3 separate regions of the Homo sapiens genome follow, and all the other regions are linked to region 1. Evidence: chromatin contacts called from ENCODE Hi-C or POLR2A ChIA-PET data. All regions are on one chromosome and are shown on one strand. The core of a region is the stretch at or near the end of the contact, and the rest is flanking DNA. Distances in the headings are between cores, read along the strand shown. Region 1 holds the start of GATAD2B (GATA zinc finger domain containing 2B). Region 2 holds the start of PMVK (phosphomevalonate kinase). Region 3 holds the start of SYT11 (synaptotagmin 11).

Region 1 (3,508 bases), core at 583-3,082:
TTATCAGACTGCAAGGAAGAGTTCAGGTCAGCATACCAAATGAAAAGCAATAAAGTTAGCACTAAACTCCCAAACAGGATAATCACCAACAACATATAGGCACCATGCTGCTGCCAGAAAACATCAAAGTCATCTGTGCTAGGAGGGGAAGGAGACTAGATGGCTGGAGGACAGAGATGGGAAGGAAGCTTACTTTTCACTTTGTACAACCACATGCATGCTTTTCTACTCAAAATATAAATTTTTAGAAAAAATGTCCTAAAAACTACAAAAGCATCAGCTCTTCTCCAACACAGATCTGTTAAACCTGTTTTAATTCCATCAGCTACAAATCCAAATCCCTCTTTTGCAGTCTGGCCTGAAAACACTGCTCTTGCCCTTTGCTGAAATATATTAAGTATCCTTCGCCTCTGCTGAAATGTATTAAGTATCCCCCCATCTCTCTCTCTCTCTTACACACACACACACGCACACACACACGCCCCCCAAATAAGCATTTATCAGAAATGAGAAAACTGGTTCTCAGGAGGCTACCTGATTTTCCAGGGGACAACAGAGAAAAGGTTGCTAGCTAGCTCAGTTAGCATCCACATGCCACCCACCACCAAGCCTCCATCTCCACCTCACTGCCAGCCCTATGAGCTAACATCTTGTGTTTGGAAGTTGATGCTGGGGAAGAATCCAAAGAGGCTACCATACCTTTATGAAACGGGAAAGCTGTACCGGGCGCGCGAATGGCACCTGAACCTCTGCACTCGCATGAGTGGCTCGCTCCTCAATGTAATTGAGAGCAGGGAGGCCAAAAGTACTCTAAGTCCCGGTGTGGTTAGGGAAGGGTAAGTTCCACCGACCCTCAGGAACTGAACTGGAAGACAGATCCAGTGTGTCCCACAAGCCCAGTCGCTGTAGAAGCTAAGTGCCCACATAGCCTGAGACAATTCTCTTCCCCTACGGGAGGGCGAGCGAACGGTGGACGACGAAATAAAGGGGTAAGGTTATGCGCTCCTGATCCCTTTCCCTAAATAAAGATAATTATCTGGTGCTTCCTTTACCCTTAGATTCCCCATTCGTCCCATCCGCCCGCAAACACAAGACTGAGCAGGGAGCGGCCCCCGCACCCTGAGGGCACCACTGGGGGTGGAGAGAGTTAAAAAAAAAAAGGGGGGGGCGCGCTAGAGAGGAAAGGAGGGGAGCATGGCGGGCATGAGGCAGGGAGTGAAAGCGGGGATGGCGGGGGAAACGGGGCGTGAGGGAGGGGAGAAAGAGTACAAGGAGACGAAATGAAGGGACACGAGCTGGGGGCGCGCGAGGCCGAAGTGAAAGACCGGGTCGCGCGCGCCAAGGGGGGAGAGGATGAGGTGAAGAAGGAGCGCGAGGCGGGGGCGCGCCGTGCCGGGGTGGGGGGAGGGGGACGCAAGGCGGGGGCGCGCGGGCGGGCGTCGGCTCGCGGGCGCTTCCCCTCCCCCCGCCCCTCCACCTTTCCCTTCCCCCACCTCCGCCACCACTGCCTCCTCCCAGCCTCCTTCCCTTCCTCGCTCCTCACCGCCCCCGGGCGGGCGGGCGGCCAGGCTGGCCTAGGCCAAAGCTCCTCACCTGGCGGTGGCGGTGTAACTCCCGGCTAGCTCGCCTCCTCAGGCGGCGGCGGAGGCGTCGAAAAAGGAAGAGGCGACGGCACAGGGGATCCAGACCCTGCTGACGGGACTAGGGACGGGGGTAGGGGAGGGGGGCGGGCCGGACCGGGGCGGGCGGGCGGAGCAGACACTGCGGTACAGACGGGGGCAGCGGCGGCGGCGACGGCTGCACCGGCGGCGGCGGCACCACACAAACAAGGACGCTGATTGGGCAGCTGCCAAGCGCCTCGGCTCCGCCTTACCCACACGCCACGACGCCCATTGGGCGACCTAAGCCGGCCACCCCGCCCTCATCTTCTCGGCCATGCCAGTAGAAGACTAGATGCCGGGACTTCACCCCACCCTTGAAGAATGAGTGGCCGGAGAAGTGATGATTGGCGTGCTTAAAACCCAATCATAAACGGAGGAGGGGGGATGGTCTAGCGGGGGCGCGTTAATGGGTACCTCTGCCAGTCCCAGACACATCCGGGTCTTCGACAGCCCATTAAGTGTCGGGGGTCAAAAAATCGCTTCAGGCTGCAACTTTACCTTAGAGACGTTTTGGTCCCCAGGCAGCCGCCGTACCCCAGTCTCTCCAAACCGGGATTCCCCTTTGGCCATCTCTCATTCTTTCAATTCTAAAGATGGAGACTGGCGAACGGCGATGGGGTCTGCGGTGGGCGGTGTTTCGTCGCGACAGACTCTAGGAAATTTCACGATAGAACTAGCTTTAGGCGCTTGAGCCTTGCCGTCTTTTTGGGGTGTGGCCTGTCTCCGTCTGCCAAAGGCTTTGAGCTTCCTGGTGTTCATCGTACCTCCGCTTGGTCCTGTCGTGACTAAACCACGACAGCAGGAAAAAAAAAAAAGCAGCTAGCCAAGTTGCTGAGGAATTACGGTGTGCAGAGCCCTCGCAGCTCCTTCTCTTGGGAACTCCTGGTCTGGTTAGGTTCTCAGCGAGGAAACAGCCTCCCACCCCGCCCGATTCCACCTAATTAACTCAAGGGCCAGCTCCTTTTGCTGGCCTCCCTGCTTCCACGGAGCAGTTAGGCCCGCCTAAACTCAGCGAGCGTTTCTGGAGCACCTTGAGGATAGGGACCAAGTAACAGAGTCCGGGTGTTAAGGTTATGATAGTAGTTAACGTTTTTGGAAAGAGACTGTGTCAGGCTCTGTGCTAAGAACTTTACATGAAGTATTTATTCCTCATGACTGTGAGGTAGGTACTGTTATCCCTACTTTACAAATGAGGAAAATTAGGATCAAAAAATTTGTCCAGTTACACGTTAAGTGGTAGAGCTGAAATTTGAACCCAAGTAGATGAGGAAACTAAGGCTCAGAGAGGTTAAGTAACTTGCCAAAGGTCAGACCGCTAGTTAGTGACTAAGCAGTGGTTTAAACCCAGAAACAACTGGTTCCACAGGCATTTTGTTATTGTTGTTTTCTCACTGTGTCTCCCAGGCTGGAGTGCAGTGGTACAATCTCAGTTCCTGCAACCTCCGCCTCCCAGGTTCAAACGATCCTCCTGCCTCAACAGCCTCCCGAGTAGCTGGGATTACAGGCGCGCGGCTAATTTTTGTGTTTTTAGTAGAGACGGGGTTTCGCCATGTTGGCCAGGCTGGTCTCGAACTCCTGACCTCAGGTGATCCTCCTGCCTCAGCCTCCCAAAGTGCTGGGATTACAGGTGTGTGAGCCACCACGCCAGCCTCCACAGGTATTTGAACATGTTTTTTAAATTATTTAAAAGTCATGCTGTGCAATGGAAATGAAATTATAATGGAGGACATGGCAACTTAAAGCCGTAGGTAGATCCTACACAAACACAGACGCACCCATTTTTTTTTTCTTTTTTTTCTTTGAGACAGTCTCCCTCTGTCGCCCAGGCTGGAGTGCAGTGGCGTGAT
Region 2 (3,822 bases), core at 1,276-3,775, 1.0 Mb after region 1:
TTACCATGTTGGTCAGGCTGGTCTCGAACTCCTGAGCTCAAGTGATCCACCCTTCTCGGCCTCTCAAAGTGCTAGGATTACAGGCGTGAGCCACTGCGCCCAACGATAAGTGTTCTTTGTTTTGTTTTGGTTTGGTTTTTTAAGAGTCAGGGTCTTGCTGTCACCCAGGCTAGAGTGCAGTGGTATGATCACAGCTCACTACAATCTTGAACTCCTGGGCTCAGGCAATCCTCGCACCTCAGCCTCCTGAGTATCTGGGATTACTGGCATGCACCACCATACCCAGCTAATTTTTTTTATCTTTTGTAGAGAGGGGGTCTCACTATGTTGCCCTGGCTGTAAGTGTTCTTATTTTCATGTTTCAGATGAGGAAGCTGAGGTTGTGAAAGGAGGATTGACTCCCCCAAAGCAACACTGCAAGTAGTGAAGCCAAGATTGGTAAAATAAATATAGCCAACATTTAGTTCCTGCACCTCTGCTAGGTGCCAATAATTATTCTAAGCCCTTCACACACATTATCTCATTTAATCCCCACAACCACCCTATTATCATCCCCATTTTACAGATGACAAAACTGAGACGCAGGCCAGGTGCGGTGGTGGTTCACGTCTGTAATCCCAGCACTCTGGGAGGCCGAGGCAGGCAGATCACCTGAGGTCAGGAGTTCCAGACCAGCCTGGCCAACATGGTGAAACCTGTCTCTACTAAAAATACAAAAGTTAGCTGGGCATGGTGGCACACACCTGTAATCCCAGCTACTCGGGAGGCTGAGACAGGAAAATCGCTTGAACCCAGGAGACAGAGGTTGCGGTGAGCCGCAACCTGGGTGCGCTCCAGCCTGGGTGACAGAGCAAGACTCCGTCTCAAAAAAAAAAAAAAAAAAAAAAAAAAAACATGAGGCACAGAGTGAATGACAGATGTGTACAAGATCACACACTAATCAACAGTGAGCCAGGGTTTGCATCCCAGCAGTCTAATTCCAGAGCCTGTGCTTCGGACCACTATTTGACGTCAGGGTTTGGAGGTGAGGAGAAATGCAACTTAGGAAAAGGTGGTGAGATACTTAGTGATGAAAAATTCAGGTGGTGACCTCTGCTCTGGGCTCTCCCACACCTTCATAGAACCCCCGTGGTACCCAAAAGCAGCTTCCTGGTACCCCCACCACACTGGCCTTCAAGAGGAGAGGAGCCCCACTTTCTCCCCAACCTCTGCTCTCCTAGCCCAGGTCTCAGCAAAATGCTCCTGCACAGAAGATCTTGCTTTGACAGAAAACACTGTGCAAAAGGTATTATTATTTGGGGAGGCAGCCAGATAAAACAGAAAGAAACCAGTCCTTGGCGCAAGATAAAGTTGAATTTGTTTGGGTTTTTTTTCTTTTTGTTTCAATTATATATTAATTGCTGAGATGCCCATCATGAACCACAAAGCTGAATTTGAATCCTGGATTTGCCACTTACTTTGTGACCAGCAAGGGTTTTTTGTTGTTAACTTCGTATGTTATTTTATTTTATTTTACTTCGAGACAGGGTCTCAGGCTCTGCTGCAAGGACTGGAGGACAGTAGCATGATTACAATTCACTGTAGCCCCCAGGTTCAAGCGATCCTCCCACCTCAGCCTCCTGAGTAGCTTGGACTAGAGGTGCTCGCCATCGCACTAGGCTAACTTTTCCATTTTTTTGTAGAGACTAGGGTCTTACTGTGTTGCCCAGGCTGGTCTCCACTACTGGGCTCTCAAGCCATCCTCGCACCTCTGTCTCCCAAAGTGCTGGGGTGACAGACATGACCACCACACCCGGCCTGTTTAACTTTTTAAGAGCCTCAGTTTCTTCACCTGTGAAATGGAGATGCTAATAATGGCACACAGTACCTAACAAAGAGGTGAAGAGGGTTTTTTGTTTTGTTTTTTTAAGACAGGGTCTCGCTCTGTCGCCCAGGCTGGAGTGCAGTGGCCAATCTCGCCTCACTGCAACCTCCGCCTCCCGGGCTCAAGCGATTCTTCTACCTCAGGCTCCTGAATAGCTGGGACCACAGGCACGCGTCACCACGCCCAGCTACTTTTTGGATTTTTCGTAGAGGCGGGGTCTCGCCATGTTGCCCAGGCTGGTATCCAACGCCTGGTATATAGAAAGTGCCTTCGTAGGAACCATTATTAATGCTTCTCAGAGAGACCTGCAGCTGAAGGTCTTTGGAGAGGTGGTCACCTGCTTCTTTGAGGCTCGCCTGTGTAGACTACTGTTTTATGTAATGGTGGCATTCCACCTTCCCCAGCCCAGTGCTCCTCCTGCCTTGCAAACGGACGACCCGTACTCCAAAGCTCACTCCGTGACACCCAAAAGCACTCCTCGTGTCACGTGATGCGGAGAGCTCCCCCTTCCACCTTTCCCGCCTCACGGACACCTGCTCTGCAGCGCCTCGGTCACGAAGTCCTTCCCGGATTTCCTCTTGCCGCTGAACAGCAGTACCAGCCGCGGGGCGCCTCCCAGCGGGGCCATGGGGCCGCCACGCCTCGCGATGCCTGAAGCTGACACTTCTCCCTACCCCTAAAATCGGGACACCGCGCGGAATGGACGCGGCCACTAAGCGGAGCGGCAACAAGGAACAATCGCGCCCCTCCTCGCCGTAGCTGCGAACAGGGCTGACCGCCCGCGACCGTGCCCTCAGCTCATGTCCAAACAGATATGGGGAGAAAAGGGTGAGACACGCGGAGAGAAAGGCGGTTCCTTCACAGAGCAGCCTCCCCTCGTGAAGCTCCCCCACCCGAACTCACTTAGAACAGTCCAGCCCCGCCCAGAACCTTCGCTCACAGCCTGGCCTGCTTAACTGACACCCGGGGAGGAACCGGACGCGACTACCTTCCTCCGAGGGGGGTGACGTCTGAAATTTCCTGAGGTGAACCCCATGTTCCCTTCCGCGCAGCCCTAAAACTTTAGGAAAAAAAATCTCTGGAGTGAGATCACGTTGGAGACGTTTTGGAAACTGCCCTTTTGCCTGTGCGTTATAGTACATGTGCCACAGCAAATCTGCGCGCGCCCCAGAGTGGGAATGGGTCTTCCTGGGGGCGTAAGGCAGCCCTGACGCGAGCGGCGTGTCTGGCCACGTCATGTCGGGGGAGGAGCAGAATCGCGCACACGATATTTCATTGTCAAGCAGATTTTATAACCCGAGACGTCACTAAGATGTGGCCCTTTAAGCCCGGCGAGAAACCTTTGATTGCTTTTCTAGCCGCAGCCTCCGGCCCAAAGGTTTTCGGAAGCAAACGGCGTGGGTGACATCAATAGTAAGGGAGCGTTGAATCCCTAGATGAGATTGCCTGGTTTCATCCGAAGTCTGGCTCCCAGCCAGAAGTTTGAGAGGCAGGATAAGAATAATCTGTCCTTTCCCTGCATCCCCGGTTCTGCCTCTTCCCGCAGTAGGTGACGGGTTGCCCCAGCTGAGTACGTCGAGTTGTTTTTGGCTATGACTTGCCGTCCTGCATTTTTCTGAGCATGTCAGAACAGAGCCTGCAACTCATTACTGCCTCCACTAGAGAAAAAGTGTAGTGTGGAGACTTAGGGAGAAACCATTAATTTCCTGAATGTTGAAAAGAGGCACAGGAGAGTGGTCAGATGCAAAAAGAACAGACTTAAGGAGGTGGTTTTTTGTTTTTTGGGGTTTTTTTTGTTTTTTTTCAGCAACCCAGAAAACACTGCACTCATCAACGCCCTAGAAGGCAGCACAGAGTGGATTTTCAGTCCCAGCTTGGACACTTAGCAAGTCACTCTGAGTTTACCACTGATAAGGCCCACTTCCCAGGGTTATAATAAGAAAGGAATGAAGAAAATA
Region 3 (3,609 bases), core at 715-3,214, 1.9 Mb after region 1:
CCTGTAATCCCAGCTACTCCGGAGGCTGAGGCAGGAGAATCGCTTGAACCCGGGAGACGGAGGTGGCAGTGAGCCGGCATCGTGCCACTGCACTCCAACCTGAGCGACAGTGAGACTCTGTATCAAAAAAAAAAAAAGATTAACAACTAATTTTTCTCACTACGAGTCACCTGGAACACAGGACCAAGGGACTGAAGAAGTCATAAAATGCCAGAAAAAGAAGTCTCTAAATTACAAATAGTGCAGGCTCCTGATTAAAACTAAGGCACTCTTGGACTCAGGCTATAGTAATTATTCATATATGTACAATATTCTGCATTTTACAAAATGCTCTCACATTTTCTTAGGTGACTTGGTCTCCACAATAGACTGTAAGATTATTATATCATATTCCAGTTTGCACAGGACAAAGTTCTGGCTCATCTGAGTAGGTGATTTCACAACGGTACACAGACAGCTATCAAGGAGAATCAGGTATTAAGTCTCCTAACTCTAGCTAATAATGCATTGACCCAGTGTCCAGGAGGCTGCCTGGGGTGTAACAGATGTTCAATAATTCAATACGTGCTTTTTGAATGAGCGAATGAATGAATGACTTCTAAAATGATGTTATTTCCACTTTTCTAGAAAAACAATGTCTGGAATCCACGGAGATTAAAAAAATAATAAAAAACAGAATGTCAAAAGGTGGAAAAATACTTTCAACCCCCTCATTTTACAGGTAAACCACCAACACAAATTTATACATTTGAACTAATCCTATCTGTAAACAGAATCCAACGGATGAAATTATCCACAGCCAAAATGAAGGTTGAAATTTATGCAAACATGGCAGTAGTCTGACTAACCTGAATCACACCAACTCTCCCAAATACCAAGGAAGACTCCAGAAGCTCGGAGTTTCATGTGTGTTGTTCTTTGACCTACAGAATACACAGATCTTTCGGTTTGGCCTCTCTCATACGAAACCCTAAGCACTTGAGGTTCATGAAAAAAATTCAACACTGATTAACTTTGGCACTTTTCATTAGTTGTTTTTTTTTTTTTTTTTAAACAGCTTTGCATACCACAATATCCATCTGTTTTACGTGTACAACCAAATTTTTTTTTTTTTTTTTTTTTCAGACGGAGTCTTGTTCTGTTGCCCAGGCTGGAGTGCAGTGGCGCGATCTCGGTTCACTGCAACCTCCACCTCCTGGGCTCAAGCGATCCTCGTGTCTCAGCCTCCCAAGTAGCGTGTGCCACCACGCCCGGCTAATCTTTGTATTTTTAGTAGAGATGGGGGTTTCACCATGCTGGCCAGGCTGGTCTCGAACTCCTGACCTCAAGTGATCTGCCCGCCTTGGCCTCCCAAAGGTTTGGGATTACAGGCATGAGCCACCGTGCCCGGCTGTTTTTTTAAAATTAGTAAATGTTCAGAGTTGTGCAACCATCCCCAGGTTTGGTCTTTCATCAGAGTTTCTGAGGTTTAAGACAGTTTCCATCCACTGTGAAATATAAGCCAAAAAAAAAAGTTCTGTAATAACCTTTAGCGGTCTCAGAAATGCATAATGATGGCAGTCGATACTGAAATCCAGGCAGTACAGAATTTTATTTTCCCAAAATTCTGGAACTCAGGACCGAGAACATTTTGCTGCTGTATTAAAGCCCAGAAAACTGAAATCAGAGGATTTCATATAATAATCTACCTATGCTTCTTACCCTTCAGTACTTTCTCGTTTTGGAACCACAGCGCGTCAGTGGGCGCGGCCTCATTCTCGGGAAAACTCGGCGGTGGGAGGAGTCCCCTCCGGGAGAGCTTCCTGAAGGGGGCGAGGGCTGACTTCCGTAATCTTTCGGAAGAGGCGGAGTCTTCTTCCGAGGACCATTCGGAAGAGGCGGAGTCTTCTTCCGAGGACCATTCGGAAGAAGGCGGAGCCTACCTCTCATCAGGACCAGTCTGACTGCACCTGCATCCTTAGCTCAGCGCATCCCCGGAGCATCTTAAGAGCTGAGCGCAGCTGACAACTAGGGGCCGGACCGTCGCAGGAGGCGTCCGCTGGATACCTTCCCCCTTCCCTGACCTAGAGCTCTACAGCTGCTGCCTCGGTACTGACCGAGGGTTCCCAGAGCTGTCTCACCATTGCAAAAACGTTATAGCAACAGCCTCTGATTACGACATGGCTGAGATCACCAATATCCGACCTAGCTTTGGTAAGTAGACTCGGGAAAACTAAGCTTGAGGTGGTCAGAATGGTTGCAAGGCCAAGGGGGCCCAGCGGCAGGGCAGAGAATGCAGCCCAGACCAGAGCCTTCAAAATGCCAGCCCCACTAAAATCGGGCCTGTGGTGGTGGGTAGTGGGTAGTGGGCAGTTGACAGTGCATGAACTTGAGCTATGGGCTGCAGGGACTGGCAGGGCCTGAGCCACACCGAGGGTGGGGAAGTCCAGGATGCTAAAACCTTGTATGGTGCACTGTCAGCACTGCTGGAGGTGAGAAACAGCAAGCGTGCGGAGGATGTGAACCCCTCCTTCTGGGGGAGGAGAGGTGGGGTAGGCCAAGCCCTCCCCCTTGGGGCACACAGGGCGGTGCCCCTTCCTCCCCCTCCCATTCCTAAGGGCTGCGGGGGAGGGAAGTGACAAGGGGGATGGGGCATCAAGATGGCAGCTTGGAGACTGTGGGCCGTGTGGCTGGCAGCCAGGGGAGGCGGCGGCCTCTGGGGAAAGAGGGGTGCGGGGTGGGGAGCAAAAAGGAAGCCACTCCTTAAGCCGGTCAGCTGGATGCTGGGGCTAGGAGGAAACGTGAGCCCTGCAAGCTCCATTCCGCATCGTAATGGTGGGGTCCCTCCGATGCTACCAAATGGCGCTTGGCGCTGCTGGGCTGGGGGATGACGTGATGTCTATTTCTGGGCCTCCTGGCAGCGCCGACGCTCTCCTTCCGGGGCCTTTGTTCCCTGTTTCCCTGGGCCGCCTTTTCAAAAAGGGGGACTGACCAGCGTTGATGCTGGCGGGGGCGCGATCCAGGCCGGAGGGGGAGGGGCGAAAGAGGCCCAGCCCGGGGGAGGCCGCTTTGTGTACCGCAGAAAGCATTACGTCATTTCAGAGCGGCTGGTCCCCGACCCAGCCCTGTGGGCTCCAAGATTAGTTTTACACTCTCTGGAGCAGAAAGTGGAGTGGAAAATAGGGAAGAAGGTGGCAAAGACAAGCTTGAGAAGGAAGTTTTTTCCTCTTTGGGGACTCCTGCAGTATATGCTAAAGGAGCAAACTTCCTGTGTTATGCTTTCCTGATCAAATAAATAAAATATAATTGCCCTGCTTCTCCTTGATTCAGTTTAGATGGGGGAAGCCAGTGAGAGTTGCTGCCAAAGAACCTTCTTATTCCTTCAGGGATTCTATCCCTCAGACAATCCAGTAGGTTTGAGCATCGGGACTCCAGTTTTTAGGGTGGAGACACAATCCAGCTAGGAAATGGCTTTTCTCATTCCTGAATAAGAGGTACAGTGAAATGAGCAGAATCCAGTGTGCTCTATCCCCTCAGAATAAGGAAGAAGAAATCAAATCAGATGTGTTCAGATAACTGATCTTCACACTCATTAACTACTTGTTCTCACTTATTCCACAAGGCTAAATC

What was found. A loop is a pair of places that touch in the nucleus more often than their neighbours do. ChIA-PET counts read pairs that join two places held with the same protein, here RNA polymerase II (POLR2A). Pooled maps may share reads with other maps.
Region 2: a loop to region 1 is called in a map with no recorded cell type, with 19 times the contacts of the local background. The contact joins the promoter of PMVK here to the promoter of GATAD2B in region 1. A Hi-C loop is called at or near these places in 1 of 37 single-sample maps with no recorded cell type and 5 of 50 pooled maps. POLR2A ChIA-PET finds 5 or more read pairs at or near these places in 1 of 52 experiments (B cell).
Region 3: a map of naive thymus-derived CD4-positive, alpha-beta T cell shows a loop between it and region 1 (39-fold over the local background). The contact joins the promoter of SYT11 here to the promoter of GATAD2B in region 1. A Hi-C loop is called at or near these places in 1 of 168 maps with a recorded cell type or tissue (naive thymus-derived CD4-positive, alpha-beta T cell), 1 of 37 single-sample maps with no recorded cell type and 7 of 50 pooled maps.

What each region holds. Positions count from the first base shown.
Region 1 is chr1:153,921,140-153,924,647 of GRCh38, forward strand. It overlaps GATAD2B (GATA zinc finger domain containing 2B), which reads right to left and starts at 1,833. Exons shown (of 11, transcript NM_020699.4): 1 at 1,594-1,833. It overlaps LOC101928059 (a long non-coding RNA gene), which reads left to right and starts at 2,234. Exons shown (of 4, transcript XR_922160.3): 1 at 2,234-2,823. RefSeq lists silencers at 1,617-1,936, 2,614-2,908 and an enhancer at 2,067-2,306.
Region 2 is chr1:154,934,194-154,938,015 of GRCh38, forward strand. PMVK (phosphomevalonate kinase) reads right to left here and starts at 2,526. Exons shown (of 5, transcript NM_006556.4): 1 at 2,398-2,526. The coding sequence starts at 2,492. RefSeq lists a silencer at 1,976-2,075 and enhancers at 2,032-2,974, 2,796-2,995, 2,975-3,822.
Region 3 is chr1:155,857,603-155,861,211 of GRCh38, forward strand. It overlaps SYT11 (synaptotagmin 11), which reads left to right and starts at 1,965. Exons shown (of 4, transcript NM_152280.5): 1 at 1,965-2,193. The coding sequence starts at 2,160. It also overlaps a transcript of GON4L not described here. RefSeq lists enhancers at 1-565, 1,806-1,915, 2,106-2,205.